Regions from separate parts of the Homo sapiens genome. Here region 2 is linked to region 1. Evidence: chromatin loops called from intact Hi-C (ENCODE). Cell type or tissue: heart left ventricle. All regions are shown on one strand.

Region 1 (8,000 bases):
GTGGAGCCTGCATGGAAAACTTCTACTAGGGCAGTGCAGAGGGAAAACGTAGGGTTGGAGCTCCCACTGAGGCACTGCCTAGTGGAGCTGTGAGAAGAGGGCCACCATCCTCCAGACTCTGAAATTGTAGAGCCATTGATGGTTTGCACTGTGCACCAGGAAAAACTACAGGGATTCAATGCCAGCCCATGAAAGCAGCCTTGGGAGCCCAACCCTGCAAAACCACAGGTTTGGAGCTGCCCAAGGCCTTGGGAGCCCATTTCTTGCATCATTGTGCCCTGGATGTGGGACATGGAGACAAAGGAGATTATTTTGGAGCTTTAAGATTCAATGACTGCACTACTGGGTTTTAGATTTGCATGGGGCCTGTAGCCCTTTCTTTTGGCTGATTTCTCCCTTTTGGAACAAGTATTTACCCAATGCCTATACATCCATTGTATCTTGGAAGTAACTAACTTGCTTTTGATTTTATAGGCTCATAGGCAGAAGAGACTTGCATTGTCTCAGATGAGACTGGACTTTTGAGTTAATGCTGAAATGAGCTAAGACTTTGGAGACTGTTGAGAAGGGATGATTGTATTTTGCAATGGGAGGACATGAGATTTGGGAAGGGTCAGGGACAGAATGATATGGTTTGGATCTGTGTCCCCACGCAAATCTCATGTTGAATTGTAATCCCCAGTGATGGAGGTGGGACTTGGTGGGAAGTAGTTGGATCATGGGAATGGATCCTGAATGAATGGTTTGGCACCATCCCTTTGGTGCTGTTCTCATGATAGAGTTCCCATGAGATCTGGTTGTTCAAAAGTGTATAGCACTTCCCCCACCCCTCTTCCTCCTACTCTAGACATGTAAGATGCTTGCTCCTGCTTTGCCTTCCACTATGAGTAAAACTTCCCTGAGGCCTCCCCAGAAGCAGAAGCCACCACACATCCTGTATAGCCTGCAGAACCATGAGCCTATTAAACCTCTTTTCTTTGTAAATTACCCAGTCTCAGGTATTTGTTTTATAGCAATGCAAGCATGGACTCATAAAGAGACCCAACTCACGTTTGCCTTCTCAGATGGGTTCAGGTAGCTGGGAAGGATACTGAGAAGCTCTCAGAATTGAAAAAAAAAAGAGATGAACAATCAGGATATTGGAAAGGGAAGCCTGGGCCCAGATACACCAGAGATATCAGAAACAGGTACTTGTTGGCCTTTTCCTTAGGAGGTGCTATTGGTTGGCTCACACGAGTTGCCTTCTGTGCATCTCTCATTTCTGCTGGTCTCTGCTTCTTTTTTGTTGATCTTTTAATTTCCTGCTACAAACAAGCCTATTTCAGGTTGTTGGACTTTGGGTTTTCAGCAGGCCAAATTTAGTATCACAGCAAAGAAAAGTCATGTGTCCACCTCTGTGGCCGTGACAGGGTATTAATGGTGAGAAGTTGTGTGTGTATGGATGTGTGTATGCATGTGTGTGTATATGTACATATGTGCCTTTGTGGGGTGTGAGGGAGAAGTTCTATTAACAGAAGAAATGAGGTGGATATCTTACTACTTTAATCCCAGCACTTTGGGAGGCCAAAGCGGGTGGATCACGAGATCAGGAGTTCAAGACCAGCCTCGCCTATATGTTGAAGCCCCATCTCTACTAAAAATACAAAAATTAGCCGGGTGTGGTGGCATGTGCCTGTAATTCCAGCTACTCAGGAGGCTGAGGCAGGAGAATTGCTTTAAGCCGGAGGTGGAGGTTTCAGTGAGCCAAGATTGTGCCACTGCACTCCAGCCTGGGTGACAGAGTGAGACTCCGTCTAAAAAAAAAAAAAAAAGAATAGCCACTCTAGTCAGCTAAATTACCTGCAGGTCAGAAAAATTGTTATCAACATAGAGTGGGGAAAAGGGAGAGAGACAGATGGGCTGAGAGGAGGACAAATGCAGGGACACTAAATTCATCTTCTGCTGTCTGCTCCCACTAGTGGCAAATACCGGTGCAGTCTGTTTAGAGTATCTGTGAACCAAATCTCCATGCATGTCAGTATCCTCTCATGAGGGCCATTCAAGCCGTGTGCAGCATTCATTAGTAGCACTATAGAAGGCTTACGGTAGCAAGGCATGACTTTTGAATCAGTAGCTTTGGTTTTCTCATCTATAAAACGTGACTAATAATAATGCCAACCTCACAGAGGTGTCATAAAGCTTAAAAAGAATCATGCATGCAAAGCACTAACTTTTACTGAGCTAAAAGCAAGCAATGCAAAGTAGGACAACAGTTCTTGTTAAAAAGTTCTGAGGAGTTAAGAAATTCTTCCTAGGTCACATAACTTGTGGTTTAGAGAACAGGGTTTTAAACTCAAAGTATGTCTGATTTCTGGGCCTGTGCTCCTTTCACTAGCTCCATAAACATGCAACCTTTTCATATGGAGGTTTGAGGTTAGACAGGAGCAATTTCTCCCTACTTGTTTGTCACAGCCCGTTATTATACAATAGCATAGTTTGACTGCAACTCCCCTGAGAGTCATGGGGAGAGTGGAAAGATCTACAGTGAGAAGTGTTTGCTGAGGACCACACATTGTAACTTTATCATTAGAATTAAGTCTTTAGAAACAAATGAGGAAAAACTGGGAGTTTTTAATACAAGCAATGGTTTACCTAAAAGAAGTGCTTCTTTCATGAAAAGAAAATAATCTAGCAATATTCCACCTTAAAGAAGGAATTTCCTCCTGATTTCTGTTTTTAGGTTATTTGCTTTTAGCTGTTCTGCTGCCACTTTTAACAGTCTGAGCTAACTCCCTCTCCATGTCACTATCTTACTCCAATTGCTTGGCTACCTTAGGAAATGCAAACTAATTTTAATATTAGTCTAAGCAAAAATAGAGCAGGATCAATTGGCTTCTGAAAAGAAATACCATGACACATACTTAAATGAATGAGAAGAACATGGGGGATTATCCCATAGTGTTTATTAGCCCAGCAGGGCTTTCTTAGGGACATGTCATCTATAGAGAAATAATACTCCAATTTTACTTGTCTCTGTTATTATGTATGTCTGCCGAGGGTCTTTGGGTAGAATAGCAGCATAGCTAGTCTACTTTGGCTAATCACTCTATCACACTCTCACCCTTGTGATTAACTCTAAGATAAAAACAAATAAAACCCAAACAAACAAGATGAAACCCTCAAAGCAAAACCCAGAAACAAGACAAAGGAAATGTTCCTTTTCTCTCTTGAACCCTATTTCATGGTTATTTTAACATATTTTATGTCTTTACATATTTTGTAGCCATTTTGTATTTATCATTACTTTACTCTCTGTAGCCATCAAGAAAAAATACTGAAAATGAACAGTACACATCTCCTGCTCAATGTCTTTAGCCACTCTGAAATTGTCTTTGGAACAATCTGAGTGGTTTGCAAGCAGATGTGATTGCCGAGTGAAGAGATTCTTAAGCACCTGAAGAAATAACAAGAGGAACTGCCACACTCTGGGCACACACAAGGACCAGGCAAAAGCCAGGAGCTTTATACCTTTCAATTCATTTGATCCTAACAGCAACTTTATGAGGCAGGACTTTTCCTTATGCCCATTTTGCAGATGAGGAAATCTAGCCTTAGGTCCTCCATCTAGTAAATGGGAATTGTGATTTCAATCCATATAACAATAATAAAACAATGGCCAACATTTGTATTAGGCTGTGTTTGCATCATTATAAAGGAATATCCGAGACTGAGTAATTTATAAAGAAAAGAGGTTTAACTGGCTCATGGTTCTGCAGGCTATATAGGAAGCATAGCGCCGGCATCTGCTTGGCTTCTGGTGATGGCCTCAGGAAGTTTACAATCATAGCAGAAGGGGAAACAGAGCTGGCACACCACATGGTGAGAGGGGGAGCCAGGAGGTAGTGGGGTGGGGACGGGAGGTGCCAGGCTCTTTAAATAACCAGTTCTCACATGAACTAACAGAGCGAGAAGTCACTTATTACCATGGGGAAGGCACAAAACCATTCGTGAGGGGTCCACCCCCATGATCCAAATACCTCCCACCAGGCCCCACCTCCAACATTTGGGATTACATTTCAACATAATATTTGGAGGGGACAAACGTCCAAACTATACCAACATGTATTAAGCATTTATCATTTTCCAAGAGCTCTTCTAACAGTTTGGCATGCATTAACTCATTTAAACTCCATAAAATCTCTGAGAGGTAGGAACAATATATAAACACTTCAATTTAGCAGATAAGGATACTGAGGGACAGTACAACTTAAAGCCTGATCTCTCGGTGGGAGCTGGAGCGGCTTCCTCCTTTGTGATTTTCCTCTGCTTCAGTCGTATTCACCTCCCAGAGACTATCATCTGCCCCTGCTAGTTGTAGAGCAGATAGGATTCAGAGAGTTGGTTGTATAAGCTCTATTGTGACCTCTTCTGGCAATTAGATTAGAAAACAATTACATTTAGCTATAGCATATTCATTGGGGAACAGGGTGTTTCAGGAGTTGAGTAAAAAAAAAAAAAAGCATTTTTTAGGAAGACAAAATAGGATCATACTCAGTATTTCCTTCTAAAACTTTATTCTTAGCTCTTCTGCCTGAGAGTTACACTGTTGAGAGAAAACGAGGCTGCACCTGCCTTAAGGGCTGCAGAATGTTGCTACTTTGCTGTGGCAATTTTCTGTCCAAAGACATGGAAAAGGCCATGCCCCGGGCAGGGGGTCAGGCCAAGGGATCTCCAAGGTCACTTCCAAGGAAAATTAATATGTCTGGGAGACACAGGAAACTAAGGACCCAGGAAGTTCAGTCAATATTGGGCGAGTGTAGGCACTCCTCTGGCTGTTGCAGGACATCATTGACCCTTGTGAATCTTAAAGGCCAGTGCATACCAGTGCTGGTTATATTTACACAACGGGCTAAAATTAGCTGGCATGCTCTCCTGGCAACTGGAAAGATATAAGGCTCCCAATTTATCTAGCAATGCTAATTTGGGCAAAACCAAAAATGGTTCTTTTGCTGTTCTCAGTGCATAGGCATTCCACAACAACAGCCTTTTCCTTCCTCTTCCTCTTCTCTACATTTAAGGAAATTTCAAATATAAATCCAGGCTGACTTTGGTTCTGGACAAAACTACAAATATGGAAACCTAAAAGGGGTCCTATAAACAGAAGGGCTTAGGGATTTCTCTGTGTTCAAAGTAGAACAAAAATAAGGTAAAAACATGTTACTATTTTCCATTAACACTGGAAGACACGAACTTAGAAGGGCACCAGTTAGCACATCAGCATTGTGCAGCTGGAACCTTCAGGGGAGGGGTGAATGAAGGCCTTGAATGTCATGGTAAATGCCACTCAAGATGTAAGCAGCCTAGATCCACCCCTGGCTGGAATTGTGAATGTCTTCACCTCTTTGAAGTGCCTGTAATCTGTCTTGAAGAAGAGTGCAGCTCCACAGGTATAAGTTTCACATGTATACAGCTCCACATGAAAGGGAGATAGAATAAATTATTCATGCCCACTAAAAAGTAATATTAGGACATGAGGCACATATTTGTGATACATCCAACAGACCCGCTGATTGGAAGAGAGAGTGGAGAAATGAGAAGAACCCAGGTTTAGGTGTTAAAGAGACCTGAGTTCAAGCTCCATGGTCTCCTTGGGTAGCAGGTAGTAGACCTGAAATTACTGTTCAAGCCTAGACTTGTCTTTAAAGGGTTATCAGGGAAGCCAGTGATGGTGAAATTTAAATTGAGTATCTGGTGTCTGAGGATGGCTAAATGAAAAAAACAGGGAATATATAGAAGGAAAAGCATTTGAAAGAATAAGTAAGGTTTCAATAAAGTATAACAACTATTATATTAAAGGTGTTATAGAAAGAGACCAGAAAATGTAAAAAAAAAAAAAATTTCATTAGGGAATTTAAAAATATAAGTCCAAATTATAGAACATTCTACCTAACAGCTGCAGAATATACATTCTTTTCATCAGAACATGAAACATTCTCCAAGATAGAACATATGTTAGGCCACAAAACAAGTCTCAACAAATTTTTAAAAATTGAAATCATATCAAGCATCTTCTCAGATCACAGTAGAATAAAGTTAGAGAAACTTCAGAAACTATATAAATACATAGAAATTAAACAGCATGCTCTTGAATGACCACTGTATTCAATGAATACATTAAAACAGAGATGAAAACATTTGGAAGCAAATGAAAATGGAAGTACAACATAACAAAACCTGTAGGATATGGCAGAAACTGTGCGAGGAAGGGAGTTTGTAGCATTAAATGCCTACGTTAATAAAGTGGAAAGATTATAAATTAACAATCTAATCATGTACCTCAAGGAATTAAGGGCAAATCAAACTCATATTAGCAGAAGAAAAGAAATAACAAAGATCAGAGCAGAACCAAATGAAATAGAGACTAAAAATACAAAGGATCAATGATATGAAAAGTTGGTTCTTCCAAAAGATAAAATCATAAACCACCAACTAGACTAACCAAGAAAAGGAGAAGACCCAAATAAACAAAATCAGAAATGATAGCGGAGACATTAAAACTAATACTAAAAAAATATAAAAAAATCAACAGATACTATTATGAACAACTATACACTTATAAACTAGAAAACCTAGAGGAAATGGCCACATTCCTAGAAACATACAACCTCCCAAGATTGAACCAGGAAGAAACAGAAAACCTGAACAGATCAATAACAAGCAGCAAGACTGAATCAATATTAAAATGAAAACAAAATCCTCCCAACAAAGAAAAGCCCAGGGCTATCTGAACTCACAGTTAAAGTCTACCAAATGTATAAAGAATAACTAGTACCAACCTACTGAAACTATTCCAAATAATTGAGGAGAAGGGATTCTACTGTAACTCATTCTGAGGCCAGTATCTCTCTGATACCAAAACAAGAAAATGACACAACAAAAATAGAAAACTACAGGCCAATATCCCTGATGAGCATAGGCACAAAAATCCTCAACTAAATACTAGCAAACCAAATCCAACAACACAATAAAAAGATAATACACCATTAACAAGTGGGATTTATATCAGGGATGCAAGGAAGATTCAACATATGTAAATCAATAAATACGATACATAAACACAAACAGAATCAAGGACAAAACCTATATGATTATCTCAATAGACACAGAAAAAGTATTTGATAAAATTCAGCATCCCTTCAGATAATAACTGTCAATCATCTGAGACCAGCCTGGCCAATGTGGCAAAACCCTGTCTCTACTAAAAATACAAAAATTAGCCAAGTGTGGCAGTGGTCGCTTGTAATCCCAGCTACTCGGGAGGCTGATGCAGGAGAATCATGTGAACCTGGGAGGTGGAGGTTGCTGTGAGCTGAGATCGTGCCACTCACAATTCAGCCTGCGCAGCAGTGTGAGACTCCATCTAAAACAAAACAAAACAGAACAGAACAGAATAAAACAAAATATCAATGTCGTTTTCCACAGAATTAGAAAAAAAATCCTAAAATTCATATGGATCCAAAAAAAAGAGCCAGAATAGCCAAAGCAATCCTAAGCAAAAAGAACAAAGCTAAAGTTACCACATTACAAGTTCAAACTATATTACAAGGCTACAGGAACCAAAAGAGTATGGTGCTGGCATAAAAATAGACACATAGATCAATGAAATAGAAAAGAAAACTCAAAATAATGCCATTTTTTTTTAGCCAACTGATCTTTGATAAAATTGACAAGAACATACACTGTGGAAAGAACACCCTTTTCAATGAATGGTGCTGGAAAAATTAGATTGCCATATGAAGAAAAATGAAACTGAACCCTAACTCTCACTATGTACAAAAATCAATGCAAGATTGATTAAAGACTTAAATATAAGACCTGAAACTATAAAAATACTAGAAGAGGCATGGTACAGTGGCTCACACCTGCAATCCTAGCACTTTGGGAGCCTGCACCAAGAGGATCACTTGAGGGCAGGAGTTCAAGACCAGTCTGGGCTACACAGTGAGACCCTGACTCTACAA
Region 2 (8,000 bases), 160 kb after region 1:
ATCATCTATCTATCATCTATTATCTATCTATGATTTATCTGTCTATTATCTATCTGTCATTTATCTATCTATTTTCTATCTACCCATTTAGATATACATAAATATATATGTGTACATGCATGTTTATTCAACCCATTCACACACCAAAAAACTGGCTGGCCAGCGACCTAGTAGGGTCTCCACTCCGCATTCCCTCAGAGTTCAGAGGTATGCATTTGCTTAGGATGTAGAACATAAGGTACTAGTGAGCTCAGCTGCAACAACTGCCTTTCAAGAACAGGGATCATGCCTCAGTATATCTGACAAAGGATCAGGAAGAAAAAAGCCCTCTTTGCTTGGAAAATTATTATCCAGCACTTCTAACCAATTGCTTATGTCTAATTTAGACTTTTCAGAATTAAAAAATGCTAGATTAGCACTTAGTAGTTTTAGGTTTTTCTTTAATATAACTCAAATTATGAGAAAGATATTTCAAAACCCAGGTTCCCGGTCCATTCCTTCCCTGTCATTGGCTTCCCTGGCCCCTTTGCTTCAGTAACTCAATCCCTACTGGAGATGAGATTTGTTTAACAACTGAGCGCTTTAGAGTGTTTTAGTACTTTACTTTTGTTTGCTTTTGAAACAGTCCCACTCTGTCACCCAGGCTGGAGTGCAGTACCTCAATCCTAGCTCATTGTCACCATGAACTCCTGGGCTTGAGTGATCCCCCTCCCACCTCAGCATCTCGAGTAGCAGGGACTACAGGCATGCACCACCATACTCAGCTAATATTTTATTTTATCTTACTTTTTGTAGAGATGAGGTTTCACCATGTTGCCCAAGTTGGTCTTGAACTTCTGGCCTCAAAGGATCCTCCAGCTCAACTACCCAAAGCTCCAAGACTACAGGTGTAAGCCACTGTGCCTGGCCAGCACCTTACTTTTGCTAGAAATTTTATCTTACCTGTGAGAAGCTGTAAGCTGTATCCTCACTGTCTTGCCTAAAACGTGGTAGATATGAGTTGAAATGAAGTAACTGGTTTTATTTCTGTCTGCGTTTCCATTTCTGTCAGGAAAGGGTTCAATTTTTGGCATAAATTCCTTTCCTGGATTTATGCCCACAGTCCTGGAAGAGTTTAGCTATCAATCCCCCAAAATTTGATTGATTTGTCATTTTCTGATGCTGGAATGGGTTTGTTAGAGGAAATTTATGGACACGTTACCCTAACTGGCAAGAGCCTTGAGTGTGGAGGATTTCCTGAAGAGACACTCCAAGAACCTTCTGTGGCTTTTTGTTTTTCCTTTGGATGTGGTATGATTTTTATGGTCTATTTGTTATAATGCTTCCCTGACGTAAAATACTCATACAGCATAAATAACCTCTCCCTGAAATACTTAGAAACTTTCCAATCTGGAAGTCTGAGCTTAAGCTCCCTGCTTTAAATACACTACAGACAAATTATCCACTGGAAGAGACAGCAAGTTCCTATCAGGCCAAAACAGTACTTTTTACTATATTTACCCATTCTTAGGATGCCTAAGTACACAGACTTGGTGTTTATATATTTCGATGCTATGTTGTTTATTGCACAAAAATTAATTATTAGTATAACTTCTTGTTGGATTATGTCTTTCAGTCTTCTTTGTCCCATTTAGTGCTTTTTGCTTTGAATTTGATTTTGTCTGGCACTGATACTGTCCCTTCTGCATATTTTGGTAGCATTTACATGGTGTCCCTTTGTCTATCCCTTTATTTTCAACCGTCCAGTGTCATCCTGGTATATCTCTTATAAATGGCATAGACTTTTATTGTTTGTATTGTTTTACATCATATAAGAGTATCTTTCTAAGAAAATTCATTTTTCTTTCATTTTTAGGGTTCCAGTTCCTCCCCCCAAAAAATTTACTATCTTAACCATTTTAAGAGTATATTTCAATTGTATTAAATGCATTCATAGTGTGCATCCACCACCATTATCCATGTCCATAACTCTTTTCACTTTGTAAAACTGAAATTCTAAACTCTTATAACTTTCTATTTCCCCCTCCCTCCGGCTCCTGGCAATCATCACTCTACTTTCTGTCTCTATGATTTCGAATGCTCTAAGTACCTCATGTAAGTGGAATCATACAGTATTTGTCTTTTTGGTTTATTTCACTTAGCATAATGCCCTCAAGGTTCATCCATGTAGTAGCATATGTCAGCATTTCCTTCCTTTTTAAGGCTGAATAATATTCTATTGTGTGTAAATACCACATTTTGCTTGTTCATTCATCTGTCAATGAACACTTGGGTTTCTTCCATACTTTGGCTATTGTGAATAATGGTGCTATGAATATGGGTGTGCAAATATCTGTTCAAGACTCTGCTTTCAATTCTTTTGGGTATACACCCAGAAGCGGAATTGTTGGATTTTAAGAATATCTGTCTCTTTCTTTCTTTCTCTCTTTCTCTTTTTCTTTCTTTTTAAAGATGGAGTCTCGCACTGTTGCCCAGGAGGGAATGCAGTGGTGCGATCTCGACTCACTGCAAGCTCCACCTCCCGGATTCACGCCATTCTTCTGCCTCAGCCTCTCGAGTAGCTGGGGCTACAGGCACCTGCCACCACGCCCGGCTATTTTTTTGTATTTTTAGTAGAGTTGGGGTTTCACCGTGTTAGCCAGGATGGTCTCGATCTCTTGATCTTGTGATTCACCTGCCTCAGCCTCCCAAAGTGCTGGCATTACAGGCGTGAGCCGCCGCACCCGGCCATTATCTGTCTTTCAAAAGAGGCATTTAACTCATTCATATTTATTGATTTGGGTATATTCTGGCCACTTTCATATTTTATACTTATTTATTTACTGACATGTTCAGCAAATATTTTCTCCACATTTTTGTTGTTTCTCTGATGCAGGGTCTTTGAAAATTACAGATGAGTTGTGGTTGTAACCATGGTGATGAGGAATAACAGAAATACAGTTTTTGATGCCATGTCTTGAAAAAAGCATATTTGTCTTGAAGTTAACAGTGTCAGAAGTTGGTAAAGCCTCTTAGTAGTGATTGCCAAAGGGGTCACGCTTAGTTGTAAAGGCATTTAACTGCAACAAAGGTGCTGTGGACTTGGAGTCATTCTGGACTTTGAATTGGCAACCCTCACCCCCCAAGATACACACACATACATGCACACACACACACTTGCTATGAGACCTTGACTATTTAACCTCCACACTCACTGGTTTCCTCATTTGTATAAATGCCAGAGTGACTGAGGGGATTAACTGGAGCAACATGGGAAAGCACTCTCCACAATTCTAGGCTTATTGCAGTGTCTTAACAATGTCTGCATAAAAATAACACATCTCTCTTGGTTTGTGGTTTGTTTCCTTTTCAGAACTGGGGTCTGGTTGGTATGCAGGAAAAGAAGGCATGTGAGCTATGTTATCTGCTTGTCATCACAAGAGTAACAAAGTGGCAGGCCATGGATTGAAACACATCCGGAGCATTGGGGTGGGCCTTGGAATTCCACAGTGAAGACTCCTAGATAAGGAAATGCCAAGGGTGGGGGCTGCTGAAAGCACTGGCTTCCGCTGGGCAGCCACAAGGTTCTTTTGGGAAGGCGGATGAGGAGGGAATGTGGCTTCCAGAGCCACCAAATAAGGAAGGACATCATCTTTCTCCACTTCATCCAAGTGTGAATGTCAGCAACCAGAGTCACTTACTCCACGCCTTCTCACTACCCACTAAATGTGATATTGGAAGGACCTAGGACAAGCGCTGAGCAAAGTGGCACAGTCAGGAAATTCTTATGGACAAATCAAACATTCCTTTAATTTTTCAATATGATTTCTAACCTCTATTTTTTTTCCTTTTCCTTCTTTTACCATACAGAACTTATCTGGAAAAGAGGACAGCTGTCTTTTGAAGGCAGGAGTTGCTTTAAACATCCCCAAGCTCTTGTAATCACAGCCCCGCCGCCCCTGCCCAGTGAGATTTGTCCAGGGTGGTGGGTCTGATCTGTAACTAACCCAAACTGATTCCCTGGGGAGCCATTCAGTTGTGCCTCCAGAAGTCATTTCCTTGCCAAACATTCCTTTTCAGGGAGAGGACCTTTTCATCCCCTGGTAAACAATCCCCAGCCTGCACAGAGCAGAGAAGGGTGCCTGTCCCTCTCCTCATTCTCCACTTAGTCCTGAGCTGATTCCAACCCCAGAGGCGTCAGTCTGCTCTATAAATTCCTTTGTGAAACCTGAGAGCCTTGGCTCTGAAGGAGAGCAAAGATCTTGGAGGGGTTACAGTTCCCCTCCTCCCTAAAAGATCTGCTTGTGTTGGCAGCAAAAGAGTATGTTTTTGCAAACAGGCTCTTCCCTTTCTTATGAGAATTCAGTTTAGAAGCACTGCCAGGCTCCTTCTCAGTGGGAATAAGATCACCTCCCTTGCAGGTCTGCACTGGAAAGAGATGACATGCCTGAGGGGATTATTCTAGCTAAAAGACTCTGAGCCTCTTTCTCAACCAGTCACTATTAGAAGGGGCATGGTTGCCAGGAGGCAAGGAGAGCTAACAAGTCCTCAGCCCTGAGGTGCGTAGGCCAGCTCTTTAGTTTCAATCACTGTGGTTTTTAAAATCGGGGGATGGAAGGGAGGAAGGTAGGAGGGAAGGAAGGAAGAGAAGAAAGAAGGGTGAGAGGAAGCAAAGAGGGAGGAAAGAAGAAAAGAGACATTGAAAGAAAGTGAGAAAAGAAAGATAAAAAGAAAAAGAGGAGAAAATAAAGAAACCTTCGGTTCATTGGCCTTCAGCTGGACCATGACCTCGCACACCCACCCTGGTACCCTCCTCCTCCTCCATCAGCCTCCCAGAGCATTTGTGCTTCATTCATATTTTAGCCATTTCTTAATATACATGTTTCCTTAACCCTGGAATTTGGAAATGAGATAATAAATCATCAACTAGTAGAATCTTAGAAAACTCGTCTTTTCAAAAACAGTATATTATTTTGGTGCCATTAAAGAAAATCAAATGAAGAAAGCAGTCAGCTCTTGCCTAATTGTAAGACCTTCAATCTCACCATTTGCATCATAATATTAAGTGGGTTCTAATGGATCTCATAATCCCTGAGGTTTCACATATATTCAAGCTTTCCCTTGTATACATAGGATGGCTGAACCAGTGCGAGCTGACGGATGCCTACATTTTTATACTCTCATCAGAAACATCTCCATGCCATTTCCAGATCGATCGTGGTGGGTGGGGACATGGGTAAGACATTCTGGCTGGGTGAGTCTTCTCTACCTAATCTTCTGCCCAGCTGCCTGCACCAAAAGCAGGTGCAGCTGAGAGGGCACTGTCCACAGGAGCCTTATTCTGTAGCATTCCTGTGGCTCTAGGGAAGCCTCTGAAAAACACTGATGTCAGGGTGGTGTGCCAGCAGACTTGCCCACTTCTTGGCTTCTGTCCCTTCCCTCCCTCTGACCCCATGCTGGGGCCACCTCCTTTTTTGCTTTCCGTTTAAACACGTTTTTACTGAGTGCCTACTATGTGCTGGGGACTGCTCTCAGCACTTGGTCTACATCAGTGGGAGAAACAAACATCTCTTGCTTCGTGAAACTTACGTGCTAGGGTGTCTGTTTTACTAAAATGTTTTATTCATGTTTAAATTTTGAGATATACAGAAAGTTGAATGAATAGTAGAATGAGCACTGTCACCTAGATTCGCTAATTGTTAATATTTTACAGTTGTACTCTCTCTCATCTTTCTCTCTTTCTACACACATGCATACCTCTTTTGCTGAACCATTTGAAAGCATCATAGGTCATTCCTACATACTTCAGAATACATCTCCTAACAATAAGGACATTCTCCTCCATTACCACAAAACCATCATCATGCATAAGAAAATCATCACTCAGTTAATAATATTGTCTAAAATACCTTCCATACTTCTCCAGTTGTCCTCAAAATGTATTTTACAGCTTTTGTGTCTTGAATTACAGGATCCCACCAAGGTTCATGCTCTTTCTTCTCTTTTAATCAAAGAGAGAACAATTCCTCACTTCTTTTTTGTTTTGTTTTTCTAGTCATTTACCTTTTTGAAGAGCCCAAGATAGTTGCCCTGTTGAATGTCCTACATTCTGAATTTGTCTGAAATTGGATTCAGGGTAAAATTTTTGGTAAGAACATAAGTGATGGTGTGTACGGTATTTCTTGTTGCAGCACTTCAGGAAATGGATAATGTCAAGTTGTCCCACAGGAACAGACTAAACAAACGTATTGAATGAGTAAGATAATACATATGTATAGAACCTCTTCAGGTGTCATTTGCTCCAGTGTGTACAGTTACAGAACTGGACTAGACGATGTGAAAGCCCTTCTAATGGTCCAAAAGCCTATGTTCTGAAGAGCTTAACAATACCCAGTTATGAAAATGGTTTTGATCCAGTGGATGAAGGTAGTTCAAGTAATGGCAGTTCAAGTAATGGCAGTTCAATGGCAGTAATTTCACCTTTTAGCTTTTTTCCCTTTGACTAGCAAAAGTCATCGGAAAAAATGCTCAATACGTGTTTTTGGTGATGATCATTCCTGAAGCTAGAATGAGACAAACAGACTAAGCTGCCCAGCTGTAAGTAAGCCACAAGAAACTGTATTGCAGTAAGATTTTTAAATATGAGGATAACGACAAAGGGAGGTTTTAGTTTTTAAAGTAATAGGGTTCTACCTGCCTAACTCTGGCCCTTCCTGGTCAGGGAGTGGACTCAATGACCACTCAGTGTGTTACTGGCCCTAAATTTCTCTGATTCCCAAGGAATCCATAGTGAAGATATTCTGTGGCATTTGCCCTTTATTAGGAAACTCCAAACTACACCAAGAAAATATTTTTTTCGGTACTTCTTCTTGAAGTCAGAAATTGCATTTTAAAAATAATTTTCCTCTGCTTTAATAAATGGCTAAAAAGGTTAATGGATTTTCTATCTATGTTTGCAGTCACAGAAGCACTTATCTCTCATTCCAAGTAGATGTTCTATGTAATTGGGTGTGAAGTAATTCCAAAGTTGCATCAAAATCTTTTCAGAGCGTTACTATGACAATCAAACTTCCTTTTAAAAAATCATCTCAACGCAAACTCTCCATCATCCCACCGTCCATTGAGTGAAATTTAATCTCATGAAGTAAATTTGGCTTTTGAGAAAGTTGAGGGGTGGGAGGGGAACCATTATGCATTCACATTTTAACTGATTCTCCCACTCACACCCATTCTTCTTGAGGTTGTAATAGACAGGCCAGTTGTCCTTATCACAATCCCAGAATGTTGATTGTTAGAGGCTCTGCCTTCCTAATGTTCTGGGAACCAGTGTAGGGGGCCTAAACAAGAACCCATTATTTGGGGAAATAAGAATGTAATAGAAAGTCACTGAGATCCCTTCCTGGACACTTATCACTACCTTTTCTATGGGGACAGATGTCAGCCTAGGCAAGAGCTTGGGCAGGGATTCTCAGAAGGGGAAGAAAGAGGATGAGGCCTTATAAAAATCTCTGCGGTCTTAGAAGGTTTGAAGAGGCATAATCAAAATTACCACTACTTTTATTTCATCTTGACCCCAAGTTGATCTTCTTGAAATTTCTATCCATGTAACAGAGAGTGTGAAATTTTTATGTTTATCAAGTGGGAGAATGTCTTAAAGATAGTGGAAATATCCTGGGCTAGTGAAAGCTTTATGGACCGTTTCCTCTTTTAGAGGCATTGGAGAATCAACTTCACTGTCCGCACGTGATGCTGCAGTTATGAATGTTTATTTCTACCTTTTGATTCAGTGACTTTGAGACCTCAGTAAAACTTTAGGGCCCTAGAAATCATTTTGTTCTCAGCTCTCCTTTTATAACTTCAGGATTTGAGATGGTAAGAGGTGAGAGGACTTGCTCCAGTGAACACAGGGCAAAGCCAGGATTTAGAGGTAAGCCTCCTGATTCTTCATCCCATCCCCACCAGACCCACAAAACTACTGTCTCGCCTCACTCTTCTTGATTTGTGGCAGAAGAAGCATGTTA

Evidence for each region. A loop is a pair of places that touch in the nucleus more often than their neighbours do. Peaks named below come from ENCODE experiments on the same cell type or tissue, not always from the same donor. Only the 100,000 strongest peaks of a DNase experiment are listed, where the experiment ranks them.
Region 2: it touches region 1 in a loop (3-fold over the local background); 14 of 110 quality-filtered maps call a loop at or near these places.

What each region holds. Positions count from the first base shown.
Region 1 is chr10:91,085,333-91,093,332 of GRCh38, reverse strand. No RefSeq gene overlaps it. Among named protein-coding and RNA genes, the nearest start is that of LINC00502, 44 kb to the right of the region's middle. In heart left ventricle, CTCF peaks have their summits at 1,970 and 4,398 (motif pointing left); no DNase peak of the experiment used is centred here; H3K27ac peaks cover 3,768 bases.
Region 2 is chr10:90,926,738-90,934,737 of GRCh38, reverse strand. No RefSeq gene overlaps it. Among named protein-coding and RNA genes, the nearest start is that of ANKRD1, 9.7 kb to the right of the region's middle. RefSeq lists an enhancer at 3,821-4,474. In heart left ventricle, no CTCF peak of the experiment used is centred here; DNase peaks (open chromatin) are centred at 3,517 and 3,939; H3K4me3 peaks cover 397 bases; H3K27ac peaks cover 2,858 bases.